3 separate regions of the Homo sapiens genome follow, and regions 2 and 3 are each linked to region 1. The links are chromatin contacts, found by Hi-C or POLR2A ChIA-PET in ENCODE. All regions are on one chromosome and are shown on one strand. The core of a region is the stretch at or near the end of the contact, and the rest is flanking DNA. Distances in the headings are between cores, read along the strand shown. Region 1 holds the start of STX11 (syntaxin 11). Region 2 overlaps UST (uronyl 2-sulfotransferase). Region 3 holds the start of STXBP5 (syntaxin binding protein 5).

The links. A loop is a pair of places that touch in the nucleus more often than their neighbours do. ChIA-PET counts read pairs that join two places held with the same protein, here RNA polymerase II (POLR2A). Pooled maps may share reads with other maps.
Region 2: a map with no recorded cell type shows a loop between it and region 1 (8-fold over the local background). The contact joins the enhancer-like site here to the promoter of STX11 in region 1. A Hi-C loop is called at or near these places in 1 of 37 single-sample maps with no recorded cell type and 2 of 50 pooled maps. POLR2A ChIA-PET finds 5 or more read pairs at or near these places in 1 of 52 experiments (BJ).
Region 3: a map with no recorded cell type shows a loop between it and region 1 (10-fold over the local background). The contact joins the promoter of STXBP5 here to the promoter of STX11 in region 1. A Hi-C loop is called at or near these places in 3 of 37 single-sample maps with no recorded cell type and 9 of 50 pooled maps.

Annotation. Positions count from the first base shown.
Region 1 is chr6:144,148,327-144,152,379 of GRCh38, forward strand. It overlaps STX11 (syntaxin 11), which reads left to right and starts at 2,191. Exons shown (of 2, transcript NM_003764.4): 1 at 2,191-2,377. RefSeq lists a silencer at 1,878-2,317.
Region 2 is chr6:148,758,243-148,762,295 of GRCh38, forward strand. All of the region lies in intron 1 of UST (uronyl 2-sulfotransferase), which reads left to right. LOC107986659 (a long non-coding RNA gene) reads right to left here. Exons shown (of 2, transcript XR_001744408.2): 1 at 2,590-4,053; 2 at 1-1,737. Among named protein-coding and RNA genes, the nearest start is that of UST, 13 kb to the left of the region's middle. RefSeq lists enhancers at 2,476-3,226, 3,480-3,619. Within about 2 kb of position 1,674, at least 10 of the 41 ENCODE cell types and tissues checked have a DNase peak (open chromatin) inside an H3K27ac peak, as active enhancers do.
Region 3 is chr6:147,202,134-147,206,186 of GRCh38, forward strand. It overlaps STXBP5 (syntaxin binding protein 5), which reads left to right and starts at 2,284. Exons shown (of 28, transcript NM_001127715.4): 1 at 2,284-2,549; 2 at 3,838-3,935. The coding sequence starts at 2,400. STXBP5-AS1 (STXBP5 antisense RNA 1) reads right to left here and starts at 2,481. Exons shown (of 11, transcript NR_034115.1): 1 at 2,280-2,481. LOC124901422 (a long non-coding RNA gene) reads right to left here and starts at 1,438. Exons shown (of 2, transcript XR_007059803.1): 1 at 683-1,438; 2 at 1-160. RefSeq lists silencers at 1,467-1,886, 1,917-1,966, 1,987-2,066, 2,237-2,426.

The DNA.
Region 1 (4,053 bases), core at 941-3,440:
TTGAAATGATCTTAATCCCAATAGCTGCATTGTTTCCTCCCTCAATGATTCTCTTATCTTAGATGGCTTTGCAATATACCCATTTTTAAAAATATAACATACCTCATCCCTCTTATTTTACTTTCTTTTAAAATAAACTGTATTTTTTAGAACCGTTTTAGATTTACAGAACAACTGCAAAGGTAGTACAGAATTTCCATAAATTCCATTTCAGATTTCCCTATGATTACCATCTTACATTACATTCCTCACAACTAATTAATCAACCTTGATTCTTATTACTAATGAAAGTCCATGCTTTATTTAGATTTCCTTAGTTTTTCCCCAAGTCCTTTTTCTGTCCCAGGATCCCATCCAGGATACCACATTACATTTAGTTTTCACGTCTCCTGAGTTTCTTCTAGGCTGCGGCAGTTTTTCAGACTTTCCTTATTTTATTTTATTTTTTGTAGAGACAGCATCTGGCTATGTCGGCCAGATCAGGCCTCGAACTCCTGGCCTCAAGCAATCCTCTCGCTTCAGCCTCTCAAAGTGTACGGATTACAGGCGTGAGCCACGTCTGGACTGTACTTTCCTTACTTTTGATAACCTGACAACTTTGAGGAATATTGGTCAGGTATTTTGTAGGATGTTCCACTACTGGAATTTGTTTGATATTTTTCTCATTATGAGACTGAGGTTATGGTTTTCCAGGAGGGAGACCACACATGTAATATGCCACATTCATCACATCATATTGACTACATGCCATCAATGAGTCACGATTGTTGACGTTGGCTTAGAACATCTGGCTGGGGTAGTGTCTGTCGGCTTTCTCCATTGTAAACCTACTGTTTTTCCCTTTCCACATTGTACTATTTTGGAGGAAGTCACTGTGCACAGCCTAGGGTACATGATCTACATAAATTATTTGGAATTATTCTGTATAGGAGATTTGTCTCCTCTCCGCCTTTTATTTATTTATTCAATTATTTATTTATATCAGTGTAGACTCATGGATTTTTTTACTTTGGCTTGTAATCCAATACTACCTTGTTTAGTTTACTTCGTTGCTCAAATGGTTCCATCTTTGGCAACTGGGAGCTTTCAGGTGGTTCCTGTGTCTAAACATTCTGCCATCAAGGCAGGATTCGTTCTTTAGTTTTATTTTTTTTCTTCTCATTCAATTGAGACAGCGTCTCATTCTGTCGCCCAGGCTGGAGTACAGTGGCGCGATCTCGGCTCACTGCATCCTTGACCTCTCAGCCTCAAGTGATCCTCCCACCTTAGCCTCCCGAGCAGCTGGGATCACAGCGTGCGCCACCACGCCCAGTTAATTTTTTTATTTTTTGTAGAGATAGGCTTTCACCACATCGCTCAGGCTGGTCTCAAACTCCTGGGCTCAAGAGATCCTCCCCCTTCGGCCTCCCAAAGTGTTAGGAATACGCGCGTGAGCCACCGCGCCCGGCCCGATTTTTCCTTTTTTGAGTATCACTTCCTTACTTTTCAGCCTCAGCCTTGTTTTTCAAGGTGCTTTACCACCACCTGGCACAATCCACACTTTCTATTTATCCCTCCCCGTTAAAGTGCCGGGACCTGGAGGGTGGGTCTTGGCAGTATTTTTGAGCGCGGTGGGCACACAAGGGGACGCTCAGTTGATATCCAGAGAATGATGAGCCCGGCGGGTGTTGAGGCCGACTGGAGAGAGGTTGGTCGGCAGGGTTCTGGGAAGGCGGTGCTCGGCCTCCGTGTGACCGCAGGCTCCTCGCCCGCGTCCTCGAGGGTCCCAGGGATGCAGGACCTGCCGCAGCTTCCGCAGCCACACCCACGCTCAGAGACGGCTTCCAGCGTCCTCGCCGCGGCAACGCACCGGACTGCAAATGTCACCAGCGCAGCGGGGATTCCCGGGGGAAGTCCAGCGCGCTCCCTGCCCTGGGGACCAGAGGACGAGCGGAGGAAGTGTCTTGGGCGGCAAACATCCCACTCCCCGCGCCGGTCCGCGCAGCCCGCGGGAACGCCCCTGGGCTTGCGGGAGGGGCTGGAGCGCGTCCCCGGCTCCGGGCGGTCCCGAGCGCATGGACTCTGGGTGGGGCGGGAACCCGCGCTCTGTGAGCCGGCTGCCGCCGCGCCCCAGCGCTGTCATCCCGGGGCGGGGCCTGGTCCCCAGCTGTGGTCGCTTCCTAAGCGGCGGGGGCTGAGCCGGCGGCGCCCAGATGCGGCCGCGGCGGCGCGGAGCTCGGGCGGCCGTGGAGGAACTCAGCCTCGGCCGCAGGAGGCGCCGGGAGCGGAGCCGCCGGGAGTCGCGCAACAGGTTTCCTTCTCCATCGCTGCGCCCACAGGGGACGCGCGCCCTGCCGGGAGAGGGGCTTCTCGGTTCGCACTCTCGCTCCCAGTCCAGGTTTGTTTTTCTCTTCCTGAGCCCCCATTTCTCTTCCTGACTATTTTCCCCGTGCGCGGAGAGATCGGGGAGGGCGGGTCGGGGCGGGGGCACTGTCTAGGCTCGGGACCCGCGGCTGTGCCTTAGGTGGGATTTTGGATCTGGCGCAGGTCCTCACGCCGCCTCTGGGCACCTTCGGAAACACAGCATTGGGTTTCTCATATAAAGCAGAATGATTTTTTAAAATTACTTTTAATTTCAGAGGCTGAGGGACTTAGGATTTAGTGCTTCGTAAGAATTATTTTAGGGATACCTGTTGGTAGGCTGCCTTTATAAAGTGTCCACCCAAGACTACTTTTATTTTAAATCGAAAGGCTGGAGTGTTTTTTTATTATCACCTCTTCACTTCCTAGTAGGGTGACTGTGTCAAAAACACCAGAATGGGTACTTCTTGACTTGAACTTGGCGGTGTCACTCAGTAGCCAGGAAAGACGGAGAAATTGATAGAGCCTTCGAGGAGTCCCTTCGAAGCCCACGTAAGACTTTGTTTTAGAAACATGGAGAGAAGTAGTGGCAATGCCTGCGAGAGCCACGCCGTCCTGAGAGGGAATTCTGCCTTTTTCTAGACTCCGCTGACACCAGCTGAGATCTGTATTACTTCCTGTGGTTCTCACGCACTTGTTTCAGCCGTTTCTCAGCAGAGGGAGGAGCTGTTATTTACAGGTATCCAAAAATGAGTCACAGGGCTGCTCTCTTAATTGTGAGACTTTGTTAATGAACTTTTGAAAAGCGAGGCTTGCTTTAAAATGAGACTCTAGATGTGAAATGCCTGCCCTGCCAACCTGGGGCAGTGGTATGGGAAGTGACGATTGAGTTTTCAGTTTCCTAAGGCGCCTGATGTTACAACATGCCAGTAAAGGTCACTGGGCTGATCTAAGATAACCATTGAAATCATGTGCTTTGCCACAGATGCCCAAGAGAAAATTAATTTCATTATTCAATGACCATTTTGCTGTCATTTTCACTGCATGGGAGAAAGGTATCATTTAATGTGGTGATTGTAAGTAACTCTCTAAAATCAAAATATTTCAGACAGTTTGTGTTTACTAAATTGGTGCTAAAACCACATGATGATTTTTGAAGCGGGTGGGTCCCAGCGGGAGCAGAGAAATTTAAAAGTTGAAGCTGACAAGTCCTATTGCGGTGGGTAACAGCCCTTAGGAAGGGACTGCACACTATCTCAACACGGTAGAGAAGGGGACACCATCTCTACTGGAGCTGAGTTGAGCTGAATTCAGCCTCAAACAACAGTTACCAGGTACCTTCTCTGTGCCAGCCTCTTCCCTGAACCTTGCTTGTACAACCATGAATAATAGGATCCTGCCGGCAAGGTACTAGGGTAAATCTATACCCAGAGTGAAGTTTCTGTGCCAATATAACTCAATATGCTGGGTCCCAGTGTATTTAAAGAGTAGACTCAGCAGATTATCACCCCTAGATAATTGCGGTCACGATTAGTTGATAGTGTGACTTTTAAGAAATAGTGTGACTAATTAATAGTTTATTTAAATATGCTGGAAAATTCAATATAATGAGATAGGTGCTAGGGTAAATCTATACCCAGAGAAAAGTTTCTGTCCCAATATGACTGATGTTTCTGAAGATCTGGGATTTGGAATGGACTGGGTCATGGCTGG
Region 2 (4,053 bases), core at 424-2,923, 4.6 Mb after region 1:
CACCTGACAAGTTCCGGTAATTCATCCATCCCACTAATTACATATATGTACCCCTTCCTGCTTCTTCTCTTCTGCTTCCTGGAGATAGTCTTTAAATGACACATTTTTTGCACAGCCTGATTTCCTCTGTTTTGAATTTATCCACACTACTTTTTTTGTTCCTGCATTCACAAAATAAAAATAGCTGTGTGGAGGGAGTATGCTGGCGCTTACTCTCTGGGATAGCCAGCTGTTCTAGGATTGCACTAGTGATCCATAAGATACATCCTTTCAGAAATAATCACAATGCCAGGCATACACTGTGCCTGCTCCCAGAACTTCCCCCATTCATGACGAAACTACCACGTCCAGTAGTACGCCCACTTTCTTTTCTCAGTTCCCACTTCCCTCTCATTGACAGTCAGAGCAAGAGCAGTGAACCGCAGAAGCAGATCTTGTGTCTTCACTTGCTTGTTTCCCAAGCTCAGCCTCTCTGTGTTGCCTTGCTCTGTTAGCCTCCAGTAGGTGTTGCGGCAAGTGAGAGCCATACCATCTGGCATGGCCAATCACCCAGTTCCTTGAGCAGTTGAAGGCAAATGCTGATTTTACATTATTTCGTAGAAAGTTGTATTTTGTTTGGGGACCTTAAAAACCCTGACCTTGTCATCCAGCACAGAGCTTCCTGCTTTAACACAAAGGCTGTTTGACATGAATGCCTTCCCATTGGATAAACAGAACCGTCAGGCAGAGCCATGCGGCTGGATGGAGGGGGCACTAGGCCTGGGTGTGCAGGGTGACCCGACAATAAGTCAGTTGTCGGTGTTAAGTCATGTGAGCCTCCAAGGCTTCAGTGTCTTCATCTCTACAATGAAGGAGTTTCATTAGATCCATGATTCTCAGCTGTTTCCGTTCCTTAGGACCCTCATCCATAGCAGTGTTTCCATAGGGTCTTGACTGTCCCTATGGGAATACATCTCAGTGGCCAGGAGAGGGAGAAAGGGCATGGCATTGGAAGTCCTTTTAAAAAAGTCCCTGAGCTCACGCCTGTAATCCCAGCACTTTGGGAGGCCGAGGTGGGTGGATCACGAGGTCAGGAGATCGAGACCATCCTGGCTAACATGGTGAAACCCCGTCTCTACTAAAAAATACAAAAAAATTAGCCGGGCGTGGTCGCGGGCGCCTGTAGTCCCAGCTACTAGGGAGGCTGAGGCAGGAGAATGTCATGAACCCAGGAGGCGGAGCTTGCAGTGAGCCGAGATCGCACCACTGCACTCCAGCCCGGGCGACAGAGCGAGACTCCATCCCAAAATAAATAAATAAATAAAAATAAAAAAATAAAAGAATGCGGCGTACGCGGTGGTTCACGCCTGTAATCCCAGCTCCCTGGGAGGCCGAGGCGGACGGATCACAAGGTGAGGAGATCGAGACCGTCCTGGCTAACACGGTGAAACCCCGTCTGTACTAAAAATACAAAAAATTAGCCGGGCATGGTGGTGGGCGCTTGTAGCCCCAGCTACTCGGGAGGCTGAGGCAGGAGAATGGTGTGAACCCGGGAGGTGGAGCTTGCAGTGAGACAAGATCGCACCACTGTACTCCAGCCTGGGCGACAGAGCGAGACTCTGTCTCAAAAAAAAAAAAAAAAAAAAAAAAGTCCCTGAGGTAATTTTTCTGTGCACTCCCAGGGGAGAGTGTTTCTTTTCTCTTGAGAATCACTGAAGTAGATCGTTCTAAGATCTCTGCTGTTCTTCAAATCATGTGCTGAAAGAGACAAGAGGTCATATAATTGTAGCAACTGAAACAAATATAAGGCTATTTTCTTTGGACCCAAACACTTATTTTAAAAATTGCAGAAGTCAAGTGACCAAGGCAAGTAGAATACACAAAAACATTTTAGGCCATCGTTGTCATTTTCTGAGTCTTAATCATAGTTAAATTTTTTCTAAAATTAAAATCAGCAGTGCGTTTCCTCCACCTCCGCCAGAACTTGCTCTAGAAATTAGGGGAAGCAGAATGTCCCCAGGAAGTCCTAAGAGAGAAGAAGCAGAGTAAGACATGGGTTTCCAGAGTTTAGAGTCTCACTATGTGATAGGTGAAAGCTGTGTTGTTGATGAGGATTTGCACAGCCTCCTCCCGGTTGCCTGCTACTGACCATCCCATTTCACTGTGGGCAGCTCCAGTGGGTAAGAGGGTTCTTCACAGTGTGGTGAGCTACTCCTTTCTAGCCTCCATCCATTTTTTGCTGTTCTTCTGGAAGCTATATAGGCTTGTCTATTGGACTTTATAGTCTTCAAATAATTGAAGATACTAAAATGACTATTATGTCTACCCTGCTCTGCTACACACATAAATCTTGTCCAGACAAATAGGTCTGTTTACCAGTACTTTCTCATCAGAAGTCATTTGAAGACACAGAAAGTAAAAACCACAAAGAAAAAAAAAACTATATTAAAGTGAAAGCTCAACAGTAACACCCCATAACCATAGCAAAACAAAACAAAACAAAACAAAACAAAACAAAAAAAAACCACAAACATCTCCCCAGGAAATAGAACTAATATGCAGGTCTTTAAAAGTTCAGTTTATCAATGAGAAAAAGATAAACCAACTCACGAGATAAATGGGCAGAGTACAGGAGCAGTCACAGAAGAGGAGACACGGCTGGCCAGTAAGCACAAAGAGAAATGAAATGGTTTTGATTCCCTTACACATCTTAGCCCCCTTCCTCTGTCTACATGGCCCGTAAAAGCCACAGAACTGAACAGTTTTCCAGTTCCCTCAGTGAGCCTGCTTTGTGCAGTGGTATGTTACTGTCAGAAGGGATCCTCTTCGAAGCTGTGGTATTTGAGAATGACTGCTCCTCCCACCGCTTTTCTGAGGGTGTTAGCAGGAGTGCAACAGAGCCTTACTTCAAGGCCCCCAGCGGGCTGGCTGGAACCCTGCTTCAGCTCCTCCAAGCACGTGCGGCCAAGTTCTGGGAGCCACGTCGATGTGGGTTGATGGGTCCCCTGAGACGCCCTCTCTGCTCAGAACACAGCCAGTAAGCCATGGGCAGATCACAACAAACAGCACCCTGCCTTCTGCTCCGCCTCCCTCCATCTACCACACTGCCAAGTTCCTAAGAAGCTTAGGGGAGAAGGAACTGCTGTGGTGCTTAGAATGCAGTGTCTTGCCTGAAAGTATTTTCTCAGTCTTTGAGAAAACAGTGGAACTGACTCATCTGGTCAGAGCTTTACAGAAATGTGATTGCAGATCTCTTGCAATTTCATTCTGCTTTAGTGTCAGAATTCATCCGACAACGTGCCAAAAAAAAAAAAAGTGTGTAAAATCACATACAGATTTAGATACTTCAAGAGGAAGTTATTTTTACCACAGTGGGGAAGAAACCAGAAAGTGCCGATTGGTGGAGAATGCCCGGCAGGGCTGAGGAAGGAGGGTGGGCACCTGAGCAACCTGGGCCTGGCCACACTCACCCCTGCAGCCTTGCCAGCCTGGCCCGGGGATTGTGGTGTGGTCACCTCTTAGCAGGTGGAGGGAGGAGTTCCTGTGTGGAAGATCTGCTTGAAGGAGGAAATGTTGATATAACCCCCGAGTGTGGAGCCAACTTCAGCAGTGCGGGGTTAACATGGGTTACTCTTGAAAATGTGTTGCGTGCTCTCCCAACAGTCCATAGAAGCAGCTCTCTAACAGCTGCATGGGACACAAAAGTAAAAATGGAGAAACGATTCCAGAAAACCACATAAATATAAAAACCAAATGGCGCAGTGTCTTTATTTTGTTTTGGCAGATAACAGGATTGAGGCCACCTTGTTTTCTTTGCTCATGCATTTCCCAACTCAAAAGGCTGTTCTTGTTTGCTTGTAGAGCAGAGATCCAAGGCCTGAGAGACCCTGAAATGTTTGTAGTTATATTCTTCATTCGTGCTGCGAGATAAAGAGTTTTCCCAGAAACTAAAGGGAGGGAACAGGAAATATTTGTTAAGATCCATAACCTCTGGCTTTTGTCTCCTCTTTTCACCTGGGCAAAGGATATCAGTGATAATATTTTGGGTCTCATAAGATGATGAATTGTTCAAAT
Region 3 (4,053 bases), core at 1,034-3,533, 3.1 Mb after region 1:
GTTAAGTGGCCCTCTGCCGTCCTCCTTCATTATTCCATCATTGGACTCATCACATCGTTTTACAATTACTATTTATGTTAAAAGTCGTCTCCGTTAGACCGTAGTGAGCTTGCTGAAAGCAAGGATTGCATTTTCGTGTCTTTAGTACCTAGCACACCGCCTGACAACAAAATGTTAGAGAACTAAATTAATAAAAAATTCAGAGCCACTTGGAAATAGTTTAGGAATGTCCTCACATTTGTTTTCTTGGTCGTTGCACCCAGCGAATCAACTAATTCAATAAATATTAAACGACAAATCAAAATTTTGTAGGTTCCAAATGCAAGACATCGTCCTGGGATGCGGAAGCTGCAGAGTGGACTACATTTCCCGAAATCCCTGGGCCCAGTCGTAGTTGGTTCGCTGACTGCTTTTGAATGCTGGTTAACTCAACCAATAGGGTGACGAGAATTTCCCTAAAGGAGAGGGAGCCGACCTCACAAAGAAGAGGGCGGGTGCTTCTGACAGGTTTGGAACTTAAAAAAACCCTTTGTGGCGGTTCCGTGGCTTTTCCGCAGACCAGAGCGCGCGAGGAGTCATTCGCTAGGAACCTGTCCCCCTCTCCCCGAATTAGGATTAGTCTTCCTGCACTTCCTTCCTTCCTTACGTCTTTCCTATTTCCACATCCTTCCTAATCAAGTACCTGTGCTTCCGTCCACCTGTCCTGTTGAACGCACTCTCCGGGGGGTTTCCCCGGCACAATCTCTTGTCTGTCTTTTCCAACTTGAGCCAGGCATTTGTCTCCAAGCATTCACGCGAGATGGGCAGTGCGGCCTCGGAAAGATCTGAGCAAAAACTTCATCCTATCCCCCTTTCCCCGTTCTAGAGTGAAGCTCCCAGGGCATTACTGAGTGGCTCATCAGCGTCAGGGCAGATTGAAGGTTCTGAAAAATAGTGGCAGCGCGGCGTTTCCTGCCACCCGCGCTCCTCCCCGGCGAGGGGCTGGGTGCGGGGTAGTGTCATCGGCCCGGGCTGACACCGGCCCTGGAACCGTTCCCCGCTGGCAGCCTCTTCCATCCCAGCAGCTAACTGCTAAGACCAGACACGTTCCACCAACAGTAACAGCTGTAGGAAAGAACCCGTTTTTTCCCGTCTAGGTTTCTCTCCTTTTCCTAGTACCTAAGTCCATCATCCTCCTGCCACTGACATATCGTTGTCTAGACGCTCTTTTTCAAAACTCAAATCCAATCAAACAAAAACAACGCCCGTCAATAAAGCAAGAAAAATAATACTGCAGCCAGCGGCCAGGAGCGTGCACCCCATTAACGGCGAGAAAGCATCAACCCCTGCTGTAATGACTGAATTGGAAAGAAAGGTTTCCTGCTGCTTGTTAGTCGTCAACATTTTTACTATGCCAGCTGCAAGAGAAGCAGCTGCATACTCTGGCAACTCGACTGGGGTGGGAGAAATTTAGCCAGCGTCTGGGATTTTCGCAGAAGATAATTTAAGCCCCAGCTTCGCTCGGGCTGGGGGGCTGGGGGCCTGCTGGGCCAGGGTGGGGGAACCGGGCTGCGGCGCGCATGCGCAGGTACCGCAGCCCGGCTCCTGGGAGGCCCTGCTGCCGCCACCGCCGCGGCCCGCGCTGTAACCGCGGCTGCCGCTGCTGCTCCGGGCGGGCGTTGGTGCCGTGTGCCGAGGCGCCCTGTCAGGCGATGGGGAGCGGCTGGGCGGGGAGAGCCGACGGCCGCGGCGGCGCCTGAGGAACGCAGCCGGGCTCGGGAGCGGCGAGGGCGGGCCGGTCCAGCGGCGGAGGAGCGAGGCGGGGCGAGGCAGGCGGCGCGGGGACCCACACCAGGCGCCTTGTGTGCGAGGCCGAGCGGCGGCCGCGGACAGAGAGCCGGCGACCCCCGGCAGGAGGAGAAGGAGCCGGAGGACGCGCCGAGGGACTGCGGGGCCGGGGCGGGCGAGCAGCGGCGCGGCCGCGGGCCATGGACGCAGCGGCGACGGTGGCGGCGCCGGGGGCGAGCCGGGGCGGCGGCGCGGCGCAGAGTCCGCCCGCGGCCAGGTGAGGCTGGGCTGAGCGGGCTCGGGCGCCGCCGCCACTGCTGCTGCTGCTGCTGCCGGGCCGCGGAGCGAGGCGGCGGCGGCGGCGGCTGAATCGGCACCACAGCAGCCGCGCCAAGCAGCGGCGGCCTCGGAGGAAGAGGGGTCGCCGCCCAGGTTTCTTGCGGCCGCCGCTCTTGTCGTCGCAGTATTTCCTGTTCGGATTATCTTTTGCTTCCCCCCAGCTGCCTCCTTACCCTCACACTCCCACTCCTCCGTTTCCGCGGTCGAAGCTGCCTTCGGCCCCGGGTGGTCTCCCCCGCCCGGGGACCCCCTGTGCCTCCCCTCCCGGGCTGCGGGGGAGCCCCTCCGAGACCATGAGGAAATTCAACATCAGGAAGGTGCTGGACGGCCTGACCGCCGGCTCGTCCTCGGCGTCGCAGCAGCAACAGCAGCAGCATCCGCCTGGGAACCGGGAGCCGGAGATCCAGGAAACGCTCCAGTCCGAGCACTTTCAGCTCTGCAAGGTGAACGGAGCGCGCAGCCCCGCGACACCGTCATTGAAAAATTGGGGTTGTTTTAAGGGGGCTACTCGGGCTTTACATGGGAATGCAAGGGAAGAGAACGCCAATAATAATAATAATAACTCTAATAAAAGGCTCGCTCCTCCCTTGGCAAACGTTTCTTCGGTGGGTTGTTTTGGAGATTGATACCTTACTCCTTTTCATTGATTTTTCTCTCTCCCCTTTGCACATGCAGCAATCAGTTCAAGGTTGCTTCAAACTATTATCCGACCTTTAATCGTATTCTGACACTGCCAGTAATAACCTGGAAGCTTTTATATTCAAGCGTTTTAATATGATTCACCAACTTCGAAGTTTCCTTTGGAAACGGTGTCTAATGAATGTTGTTTATCAAAAAGCCAAACCTGTTCTACCACACCTTTGCTCATCACTTTTCCCTTAAAATGTGGTGTAAGTGGCTTACGATATGAAATCACAGGGTTCTTTTTATCATTATGTTTGTTAAAAAGTACTGAGATTTTTGCCTGTTAATGGCACGATAATTGCCATAGCGTTCTGTAATTCAGAAAGAATGATGCAGCGAATTAAGTCACCAGCTGCTTAATGAGAAACACAAACTTGCCTCGGTTTTAATACCTGCCTTTCTCATAAATAGCCATGTATTTGTATGTCAGAGTTAATTAAAAGTGTGCATATATATATATATATATATATATATAGGTCTAATGCCCTAAAATGATTATGGCCTTAATAGTAAATTGCAAAAATGTATGTTGTACTCATCTTCATTCTGTTACAAGTGTAAAATGTTGGGATAGAGGTTTGATTATTGCTCTACTGAATGCTTGACTAAAGTAATTATATGACAGCTTTTCCTTAGAAGTACTTGCGTTAGCATCCAAATAAAGTAATGATGAAATGAATACTGCCAAAATAAAGTATGAATTGCATTTAATGGGTTTACAGAATTTTGGACCATTGCAAACTTTAGTCATCTGGTGTCGGATGTAGTAGTATAGAATATTAATAAAAGATTTTCTTCTATGGAATACCAGTATTATGGAAAAGCGAAATTAAAGTATATCACTGGACTAGATTTTTGTTTGTTTCAGGTTCTATGTGAATAACTTTGTTAATGTAGGTTTCACTTATTTTTTCAAAAGCAGTAAGTGCATGTGTATGTGTTTTGCATCAGTGGTAGTGGTTCTAAATTCTAACGCCTCTATTGACTTTCTATTTTAAAATTTCGCTTGCTGCCTTGGTTGCTGTGATGTCACTTGCCCATCCCTAGACTGTTCGCCATGGATTTCCCTATCAACCCTCAGCCCTGGCCTTTGATCCTGTACAGAAGATCCTGGCAGTGGGAACTCAGACTGGTGCTTTAAGGCTGTATCCTTTCTTTAATTTTATTTTTTAACTTCTACTTTGTTCTCCCCAGTCCTTCTGTGTTGCTGATTAGTTCCAAAGAAAGTTTTTATTTTCCTGTTGGTGTGATTAGATATATACT